3 separate regions of the Homo sapiens genome follow, and regions 1 and 3 are each linked to region 2. The links are chromatin contacts, found by Hi-C or POLR2A ChIA-PET in ENCODE. All regions are on one chromosome and are shown on one strand. Each heading gives the region's core, a stretch centred on a gene start or an enhancer-like site at or near the end of the contact. The rest is flanking DNA. Distances are from core to core; before and after follow the strand shown. Region 1 overlaps LIMS1 (LIM zinc finger domain containing 1). Region 2 holds the start of RANBP2 (RAN binding protein 2). Region 3 overlaps LIMS1 (LIM zinc finger domain containing 1).

Region 1 (3,244 bases), core at 230-2,729, 110 kb before region 2:
CCTTATTTTGGAATAATTTTAGATTTATAGAAAAGTTGCAGAGGTCAGGAGCTCAGATAATCCTCACATAGTCCTCACCTAGCTTCCCCTCTTGTCAGCACCTTCCATTATCTTCATCATGTCTTTTTTCTATGCCATCAATCAGTCGAGGATACCACATTGTGTTTAGCCGTGGTTGAATTTTTAAATGATTTCTGATTATAAGTTCTCATCTACTGCTGAGAAAAATAACCATTTTCTGACTAGCAGGCAGTACACCGTTATGGTTTAAAACCAGGCTGAGGCCAGGTTTCAGTTTTTCACTCAATTACGTAATAACTGTATAGTAAGTTACACTTTCTATGTCTTGTCTCATCACCTTTGAAATGGGAATAATAATAGTACTGTTTCATTAGATTATTGTAAAAACTAAATTTGGTAAGTGTATGCAAAGTGCTTATCACAGTTCTGGGCGCATAAGAAGCACTCAATACATCTAGCTCTTGACCAAGGTGCTATTTCCTAAATTATATTGAGCCCCGGGGAAGGAATAATCAGAGCCTTTATTTCTTCCCCAAGGCTCTGATTTAAAAAATAACCTATCAATGTTTTTTTTCACTTTCCTTAGAAATAGTGCACTTGCTTTGGTTCTATATAGTGGTCTCATTACATTTTGAGGTATTTCACTTCTATTTTGGGAATTTTTGTTCAGTAGAACATAGTTCCCTAGAGTGTTTTGATCAATCAAAAATATTGGCTCTAGGCTGGGTGCAGTAGCTCACGCCTGTAATCCCAGCTCTGTGGGAGGCCGGGGCGTGGGGATCGCTTGAGCTCAGGAGTTCGAGACCAGCCTGGGCAATGTGGCAAAACCCTGTCTCTACAAAAATACAGAAATTAGCTGGGCGTGGTGGCATGAGCCTGTAGTCTCAGCTACTAGGAGGCTGAGGTGGGAGGATTGCTTGAGCCAGGGAGGCAGAAGTTGCTGTGAACCATGATCTAAAATATATATATATATATATACACACATATATATACACATATATATAAAATATATACACACATATATAAAATATACACACATATAAAATATATATATACATATATAAAATATATATACATATATTATATATACACATATATAAAATATATATACATATATTATATATACACACATATATATATACACACACATATACACACACACACACACACACACACATATATATATATATATACATATATATATGCCCTAAGAGTGAGTTTTTTCTCTTGGCAGGGGTTCTTGAGATCAGGATTGGAGGATTAAAACTTCAGGCCTTTCTTTTATTAGTCTCACAGAGTGACTGGTTTGATTTGTGTTTTAGAATTAGAATCACCTTCTTCACCAGACTTCCTTTGCATGAAGCAGTAGGAGCAAGTGGCTGCTTGACCAGCTTGAGCTCTAAAGTGTGTTTGTGGTATGAAGTGTTCTCAGAGGAACCGAAATCGGTGTGGTCACACATCATCAGTGCCTCTTCATACACCCACGCTCTCCTGAAGTTTGCTGTTTGTATTGCTTCCAGTGCGTGTTGCTGTTCAACAGTACCCTTGGTTTCAGCGTAGTTGCTATGATGAAGAAAACCTGTTAGAATCTGCCTTTTTTTTTTTTCCAGAACTGTTGGAAACATTGAATAATTCCATGTACTCTAAAAGGAAATAAAGTCTTTTGGGTAATTTGGACCCAAAGACTCCTAAGGAATCTAGGAATTCAGTTACATAGAAGGTCACTTCTTTCACTAGCTTTTGCCTCCAAACCTGCAGGAGAAAACCAGCTGAAGAGGAATACTCATATGAGTGGGGACTGCACCTGAGCACCTCACGAGGCTCCTTTCAGAACCCTCAAACCGACCATTCACAATATTCACGTGGACTAGGTCTGGGTCATTTGGAGAGAGAGAAGGTGTGGGCTGGCTGAGGTGTCTGGGTGGTTTCTAGTCAGTGTTTACACTCCGGGGCTTGCGCTGCGGCTCCTGCGCCTGTCATGCACCCAGTTTCCCAGAAGCTTCCGGGGTTAGGTTGTCAGTGTTGAGAGGCAGTGCTAGTTCAGACTTGACCTTGTGATGGTCTGTGGGGGAGAATGTTTTAGGCCCTGGGACAGTGCAGTTTAATGACTGAAACAGGAATCTTTGAGTCAAATCAACTTGGGTTGGATCCACACACTCTTATTGGTTGTATTGTTTGGTCAAGTCGTTTAACTGCTTTAAGACTCAGTTTCCCCATCTGTAAATGGGTATAATCACAATACATGCCTCATAGGGTTGAGATGGAGGTTAATAACACATAATGTGCTGGGTAGGTACTCCAACGTCAGTTGTTAGTAATAATTATATTACATAAATAGTTGAGAGACTGAGCTTTACAATACAAGCAAACATTTTTATGTCCTAGCTTTTTTCTTTTGTAAACTCGTAAAAGTCTTTATTATTAGAGTCAAAGTAGGTTTAAAACGCTTACGTTTCTGTGGACAAGATTAAGGCAACATGAAGTACATCTGGCTCATGCTGTAGTTCACCAGGTCTGTTTGTTGCTATGTCCACAAAAGAATGTGGGGAGAAACGTTAGCAGTGTGGGTGCTTCCTGCCTCCCTCCCTGGCCCTCTGTGTCCAGTCTGCCCTTCTGCCCTCCCTCCCTACACATCTCTGTGTCCACTCTCCTTGCTGTTCTCTCTGTCACCACCCTGGCTAGCTCAAGCTGCTGTCTGTTCCATGGACTGCCATGTGGCTCTGCACAGCTGTGCTGGTCCTTACCCTGGGGCCTTTGCTGCCTCAGAGAGAGGGGTCCTCAGCAAACAGGTGGGATCTTGTCAGTACCCTGCTTAAGACACGGGCGGCCCTTGGCTCTCAGGGTGAAGAACACCAGGTCCTTCGAAACATGCCACCACCCATGTCTCTTGTCTCATTTCACCTCCTAGCCCTCCCCTCAGCCACAGGGTCAGGCCCTCTTGCTTTTGAGCCTGGTTTCTTGGATCAGATCCAGTGTTTCTGTCTCAGGAAGCTTGCCCCTGCTGTCCTGCTCCCCTCCCTGCTGTCAGCATCCACTCTGCACCCTACTTTCTACTACTTGACATGTTTTAAATTGTGATTATATGGTTGATACCAGTGTCCCCTACTCGACTGCAGGCTCCACGAGGCCACTGAGTCTCTGCTGCTAAGAGCAGACCCCAGCCTAGGTTAGACGCTCACTAAAGGTGTGTGAGGTGCACAGCTGGGTTGGGGGCACACCAGGC
Region 2 (3,327 bases), core at 352-2,851:
TTTTTGAAGATTTGGAAAATACAGACGGCTCAAAATCTTTACATTATTACTGTTAAATTTTGGTATGTTCTGTTATTCTGCTAGTGAAATATATATAGATTTGGGGGGGCTATTCCTTTTCCTTTTTTTTTTTTTTTTTGAGACAAGGGTCTCACTCTGGTGCCCAGGATGGAATGCAGTGGCGCTATCACAGTTCATTGTAACCTGGAACTCCTGGACTCGAGGGATCCTCCCGCCTCGACCTCCCAAAGTGCTGGGGCTACCAGCTTAAGCCACTGTGCCAGGCGAATGGCTATTCCTATATACACAGTTGACCCTTGAATAACATGGGTTTGAACTGCCTGGGCCCGCTTATAAGCCGACAGAAAATACAGTATTGGAGGGGCCTGCATATAGAGAGGTCTGACTTTTCCTCTAAGTGTTCCACCCGCAGGACTGACTGCGGGATTTGAGAATGCGCGGACTTCTTCTTCTTCTTTTTTTTTTTAGGAAGTCTTACTCTCGCCCAGGCTTGAGTGCAGTGGCGCGATCTCAGCTCACTGTAACCCTCGCCTCTCAGTTTCAAGCGATTCTCGTGCCTCAGCCTCCCGAGTAGCTGGGATTATAGGGGCCCACCTCCACGCCCAGGTAATTTTTTGTATTTTTAGTAGAGATGGGCTTTCGCCATGTTGGCCAGGCTGGTTTCGAACTCCTGACCTCAGGTGATCCGCCCGCCTCGGCCTCCCAAAGTGCTGGGATTACAGGCGTGAACCACAGCGCCCGGCGGAATGCGTGGATTTTGGCATAAGACGGTGGTTCTGGAACCAATCCCCCGCCGAGATGACTGTTTAAAAAATTGTAATTGTCCAAAACTTAATATTTGTGGTCTTTTTCATTATGCAGTTCTAAATCTCCCTTTTTTTTTTTTTTTAAATTCAGACGGAGTCTCCCTCTGTCGCCCAGACGGCGCAATCTCGGCTCACTGCAACCTCCGCCTCCCGGGTTCAAGCGATTCTCCTGCCTTAGCCTCCGGAGTAGCTGGGACTACAGGCGTCCGACACCACGGCCGGCTAATTTTTTGTATTTTTGGTAGAGATGGGGTTTCCCTGTGCTAGCCAGGATGGTCTCGATTTCCTGACCTCATGATCCGCCCGCCGTGGCCTCTCAAAGTGCTGGGATTACAGGCGTGAGCCACCACGCCTGGCCCTCATTTAATAAGATATGAATTTAAAAATGTATGCTTTAGTATTCACACATGTCCGATGCAACGTATTTAACCAGTCATCTCCAGAAACTTTGTTCCAATTTACACGTTCACCAAATTGGCCTGAGTGCTTTTTTTCTTCCAATGCATTGCGCACTTATAATTTAGAACAAGTGACCAAAACGCTTAAGAGCCCATCACGCAAATTGTTATCTGCTGGAAATCTACGCCCTAGGCTGTGGACACTGGCGGCCGAAATCTGATCCCGGCTTGCCAAGACACCCTCAGAGCACGCGGCGCTGCCAAGAGCCTGGCCGAGTGCAGCTCGAGCGCCGACGTCGCCAACGTGGCGCACACTGCTGACGCAGTACGCAAGTTCGTCACAGTGGTCCTCCGCCGGCTGCGCCGCAAGTTCGTCACAGTGGTCCTCCGCCGGCTACGGCGCTGCGTCACTGGTTTGCAGGCGCTTTCCTCTTGGAAGTGGCGACTGCTGCGGGCCTGAGCGCTGGTCTCACGCGCCTCGGGAGCCAGGTTGGCGGCGCGATGAGGCGCAGCAAGGCTGACGTGGAGCGGTACATCGCCTCGGTGCAGGGCTCCACCCCGTCGCCTCGACAGGTGAGTGGGTCTCGAAGAGACCGACGGCCTCGACCTGGCCGGGCGGCGGCCTCGCGCTGCTCAGGCGTCATGGCTCCCGACGGGCGCTGCTCCCTGGCGCGCTCTGTTGAGGCGCCGGCCGGCTGGCGCAGTCCTGTGGGCGGCGTGGCGCTTGCAAGCGCATGAAGAGTCCTGGGGGGACAGCGGTGGGCGGGAGACCTTTGGCGCCGGCGCTTCCTCTTTCTCCCGGCTTGTTCCCGACGCTTGTTCCCGACGGTGCTCGCTCCTGGGGCCGCCCTGGCCCGGGCTTTCTGGCCGATCGCGCACCCCGTAGTACCCGCGCGGCCTAGTTCTCGGGGGCTTGGGCACCCGGGTGCTGTATCGGCGGGTTTCTTCCCATCTCCTGGACATATACTTTATATGCTGCGGCGGAGGTCGTACCTCCTTGGCCTGGAGGAACCCAGTGGGGACTGACGCAGCTCCGGGTGAGCTTTGGCGGCTGCGTCGAGTGACAAGGTAGGCATCTCAGCGCGGACATTTGCAATGGCCCGACGGCGCAAATGACACTGAAAGTCCCCTTGTTTTGAGTATGAGGTGTTTGTCGCTGTCCCTTTGTAAGGGTCCAGCTCCACTCCGCTCCTCATACTCACCTCCCTCGCCCCCCTCCCCGCCCGGAACACTTTGGTAGCTGCCTTTGCTTAAAAAAAAAAAATTCTAAAGTTCTTACAAATCGTTAGTATGGCTTGCAATTTTTAACCTTTTCCACAAATGTTTTAAGGGTATTTTTCCTCTTTACATGTAAATAATGTGATCTATTTTGGATTCAATAAGACTTTAGTAATTGGATCTAAAGAGTGACGGAAGAAGCTATTAAAGGTGGATGTGCGCAGAATCTTGAGTCAGTTTGCTTTGGCTTGAATAATCACAGCACTGTCGTTTATAAGCTGGGTATTTGGGGCCAGTTACACTTTTCATCCATAGATGGAGTTGTAACATTAATAGAATTTGATAGGATGATCCATTTTAAACATTTAGGGTATTGCTTGACACATAGCACTAAATGTTAGCTACAAGTCACTTTTTATTGTTGATGTTAAAAGGATATTGGCGGGGCGCAGTGGCTCACGCCTGTAATCCCACCACTTTGGGAGGCCGAGGAGGGCGGATTGCCTGAGGTCAGGAGTTCGTGACCAGCCTGGCTAACATGTTGATACCTCGTCTCTACTAAAAATACAAAAAAAGTTAGCCGGGCGTGGTGGCGCATGCCTGTAGTCCCAGCTACCCGGGAGGCTGAGGCAGGAGAGTCGCTTGAACCCGGGAGGCGGAGGTTCCAGTGAGCCGAGATCGCGCTACTGCACTCCAGCCTGGGCGACAGAGGGAGACTCCAAAAAAACAAAAACAAAAACAAAAAAAACCCGGAAACTCACGGATGACCATGATTATAATAGTAGCATAATTGTGTCTCTTATCGTAACTAAGCATAGGTTATCTTATTTTGCGCTTCCAGCAGCCCTGTGGATATTGAGACCTGTAGAGATTTAAGATACTTG
Region 3 (2,994 bases), core at 269-2,768, 83 kb before region 2:
ATTGAGTGGCCCCCAGACATGTCACTGGGGCCAGAAAGTGCCATGAGGATGGGGGTCTACACTGGGGTGTGGGGTGGCCATATCTTCTGGCCCTGACTTGAACAATGAGTCCATGTGTGGCCTCTAGTTTACATAAATAAAGAATGGCTGTGGCTGGGCGCGGTGACTCACGCCTGTAACCCCAGCACTTTGGGAGGCCCAGGCGGGTGGATCACCTGAGGTCAGGAGTTCGAGACCAGCCTAGCCAACATGGTGAAACCCCATCTCTAAAAATACAAAAATTAGCTGGGTGTGGTGGCAGGTGCCTGTAATCCCAGCTACTCAGGGGGCCAAAGCAGGAGAATCGCTTGAACTCGGAAGGCAGAAGTGGCAGTGAGCTGAGATTGCACCATCACACTCCAGCCTGGGGGGAAAGAGCAAGACTTCATCTCTAAAAAAAAAAAAAAAAAAAAAGAATGGTTGTAATCCCAGCACTTCAGGAGGCCAAGGCGGGTGGAATTCAAGACCAGCCTGGTCAAGATGGTGAAACCCCGTCTCTACTAAAAATACAAAAATTAGTCAGGCGTGGTGGTGGGTGCCTGTAATCCCAGCTACTTGGGAGGCTGAGGCAGAGAATTGCTTGAACCCAGGAGGGGGAGGTTTCGGTGAACTGAGACCGCACCACTACACTCCAGCCTGGGTGACAGAGCAAGACTCCATCTCAAAAAAAAGAATGAGGTAGACAGACTTGGACTCCCGTTTAACTGACAGGTTTATTATTCTGTACCTTTACGTGATAACACACTCCTCCCCCCCGTCTGTTCCTAGTTTTGAATGTAAATACAGTTGTTTAAATCGTCTGTTCCTAGTTTTGAATGTAAATACAATTGTTTAAATTCCTAAGTGACATCTTGGAGAAAGAGCCCAAAAGGTCTAAGTACCATCAGCTGCAGAGTCCTCACATAGGCTGCCTCTGTCGGCCTGGGTCCAACCAGGAGAGAAAACCCACACGCTAATTTGAACAGGAAAGGTTTAATATAAAGATAGAATTACTAACTCTAACAAGGTTTTGGAGTAATAAGGAATTGGCTAGTAAGAGGAGAGAAAGCAAAAGAGTATAGGAATAGCCGCTGTAAGGAGCAGCCACGGACCCTAGAGCTGAGTTAGAGTGCCAAGGGAGGAGCCCTACTCCGTGCCCGGGGTCACACTACCAGGGCATGCTGCATGCAGAAAAGTCGCTGGCACAGATTGCTGGAAATCCTCCTTTCCAATACCAGAGAAGGCTGTTCCCAGTGAGTTCCCTCACCCAAGGTACCCCCTACATAGCTGACTGCCAAGGGATGGGTGCTGCTGGCTGCATGCACCATCAGGGTCCAAGGCACTCTGCTGTAAAACTTTTGAGGGGCCAGTGCCACTGAAGCTGGTGCTAGCCACCATGCCCTGCAGGAGCTAGACACCGAAGAAGCCAGAGTGCTGCAGGAGCTTTGCCCAGGGAGCAGGCAGGACTGGGAAGCAAACCTCTTCCTCCTGCAGTGTCTCTCCAGCACCCTCTACTGACAAGGTCTCAGTGCTGCTCATAGAGGACAAAGATTCACAGAGGTAGCAGTAACTGCATCACCAGCACCTAGCAATATCCCAGTGATGCCTCCTACAGGACACAAGGGGGTCTGTCTAAGTGGGTAATTGCCATATTTTTATATATTATTGCTAGATGTATAGAATACCACTTTTTGAGAAGAGGTAAGGAATGGAATAAAGAGCTTCCTACTTAGCCCTGTGAACTGCTTTCAAAAACCATAGCTTCATTCCGTGACAGAGAATGGAGAGCTCTGTGTGGGGAGAGAGGAAGGTTGAGCACAGGAGCCTGCAGAACAAGAGGAGTGACTGAGGCCCCTGGGAGATGCTGCTAGCCTGGTTGTAGCTGGGCAGTGTTACATGAGCACCAGCTTACAGTGGTTGACCTCCTGACCTTATACTATTTCCACATCTTTTTTCATTGTACTTATGGCAAAATCTAAGTTATGGTAGCTGAAATAATCCCTTGCCTTTCTGTGTACATTTCACAAAATTTAAAGTTAATGAAAGAAAAGAAACCTTTTTAAATTCAGCAAAATATACATATATGTGTGTGTGTGTGTGTGTGTGTGTGTGTGTGTGTGTGTGTGTGTGTATTTTAGTTCCTCTGCTTCATCCTGGTCAGTATTTTCAAATGCTGTTTAATGCAGTAAAATCTACACAAAACATGTTCTGTGTCAAAAAGAAAATAACGGGCAGTGAAAGATATGTACATTTGAATTTGAAAAGGTTCATTGTTTTCACTTGACTCAAGTGAAATGTTTTTTATTCTGTTCTATTCTGAAATTCTCATGGTTTTCTTTTACCTTATCATTGAGGGAAGTAAACCCCGTGTTAAGCTTAGTCACAAAATAAAAACTCCCACGGACTTCCCTCCCAGTGTAGCTGAAGGTTAATGTCCAGGGAGATAGCCTTGACTGAGTCAGAACTAAAATAAGGGTGTTATTTAGAGCCAGATACTCTGGTGCTACAGCCACTACAGCCGTGTCAAGAGCTCCTGACACACTGGAGGCTGTCACTGGTGATCTGGGCGTTCTCCTAAGTCAGCATTCCTAGCTAAAAATACTGCCATTCTGTATTGGAAACACAGCTTCCTCTAATTTGTCTGTTTTGACCAGAACACAATGTTATCTTTTTAAAAAGCTGTTTAGGTGTGAGAATGTATGTTAATGGATCACAATACGAATAAAAATAAAAGAATGAAAAGATAAGTGATTTGAAATATAAAGGAACTAGTACAGAGACATTTTCTAGTTAAAGTTTCTAAATGGTCAGAGAAAAATCACCTAACCTATGAGAGAAAATTTTAAGATTTTTTTTTTTTTTTTGAGACAGTATCTCGCTGTGTCTCCCAGGCCGGAATGCAGTGGCATGATCACAGCTCAGTCATAGCTCACAGGCTCAAGCGATCCTCCTACCTCAGCCTCCTTAGTAGCGCCT

What was found. Hi-C counts contacts between places; a loop is a spot of excess contacts on that map. ChIA-PET counts read pairs that join two places held with the same protein, here RNA polymerase II (POLR2A). Pooled maps may share reads with other maps.
Region 1: a map of B cell shows a loop between it and region 2 (6-fold over the local background). The contact joins the enhancer-like site here to the promoter of RANBP2 in region 2. A Hi-C loop is called at or near these places in 20 of 168 maps with a recorded cell type or tissue (A673, B cell, CD14-positive monocyte and 14 more), 35 of 37 single-sample maps with no recorded cell type and 30 of 50 pooled maps. POLR2A ChIA-PET finds 5 or more read pairs at or near these places in 13 of 52 experiments (CD4-positive, alpha-beta T cell, CD4-positive, alpha-beta memory T cell, GM12878 and 8 more).
Region 3: a loop to region 2 is called in a pooled map, with 6 times the contacts of the local background. The contact joins the enhancer-like site here to the promoter of RANBP2 in region 2. A Hi-C loop is called at or near these places in 3 of 168 maps with a recorded cell type or tissue (CD8-positive, alpha-beta T cell, OCI-LY7 and naive thymus-derived CD4-positive, alpha-beta T cell), 4 of 37 single-sample maps with no recorded cell type and 16 of 50 pooled maps. POLR2A ChIA-PET finds 5 or more read pairs at or near these places in 9 of 52 experiments (AG04450, CD4-positive, alpha-beta T cell, CD4-positive, alpha-beta memory T cell and 6 more).

The regions. Positions count from the first base shown.
Region 1 is chr2:108,610,857-108,614,100 of GRCh38, forward strand. The region is part of intron 1 of LIMS1 (LIM zinc finger domain containing 1); the gene reads left to right. Among named protein-coding and RNA genes, the nearest start is that of LIMS1-AS1, 66 kb to the right of the region's middle. RefSeq lists an enhancer at 1,526-1,585. Within about 2 kb of position 1,480, at least 14 of the 41 ENCODE cell types and tissues checked have a DNase peak (open chromatin) inside an H3K27ac peak, as active enhancers do; they include B cell, CD4-positive, alpha-beta T cell, CD8-positive, alpha-beta T cell and 3 more, where a contact is called at or near this core.
Region 2 is chr2:108,717,881-108,721,207 of GRCh38, forward strand. It overlaps RANBP2 (RAN binding protein 2), which reads left to right and starts at 1,602. Exons shown (of 29, transcript NM_006267.5): 1 at 1,602-1,798. The coding sequence starts at 1,727. RefSeq lists enhancers at 545-1,475, 1,476-2,405, 1,499-1,688, 1,769-1,828.
Region 3 is chr2:108,634,998-108,637,991 of GRCh38, forward strand. All of the region lies in intron 1 of LIMS1 (LIM zinc finger domain containing 1), which reads left to right. Among named protein-coding and RNA genes, the nearest start is that of LIMS1-AS1, 42 kb to the right of the region's middle. RefSeq lists an enhancer at 1,284-1,858. Within about 2 kb of position 1,519, at least 25 of the 41 ENCODE cell types and tissues checked have a DNase peak (open chromatin) inside an H3K27ac peak, as active enhancers do.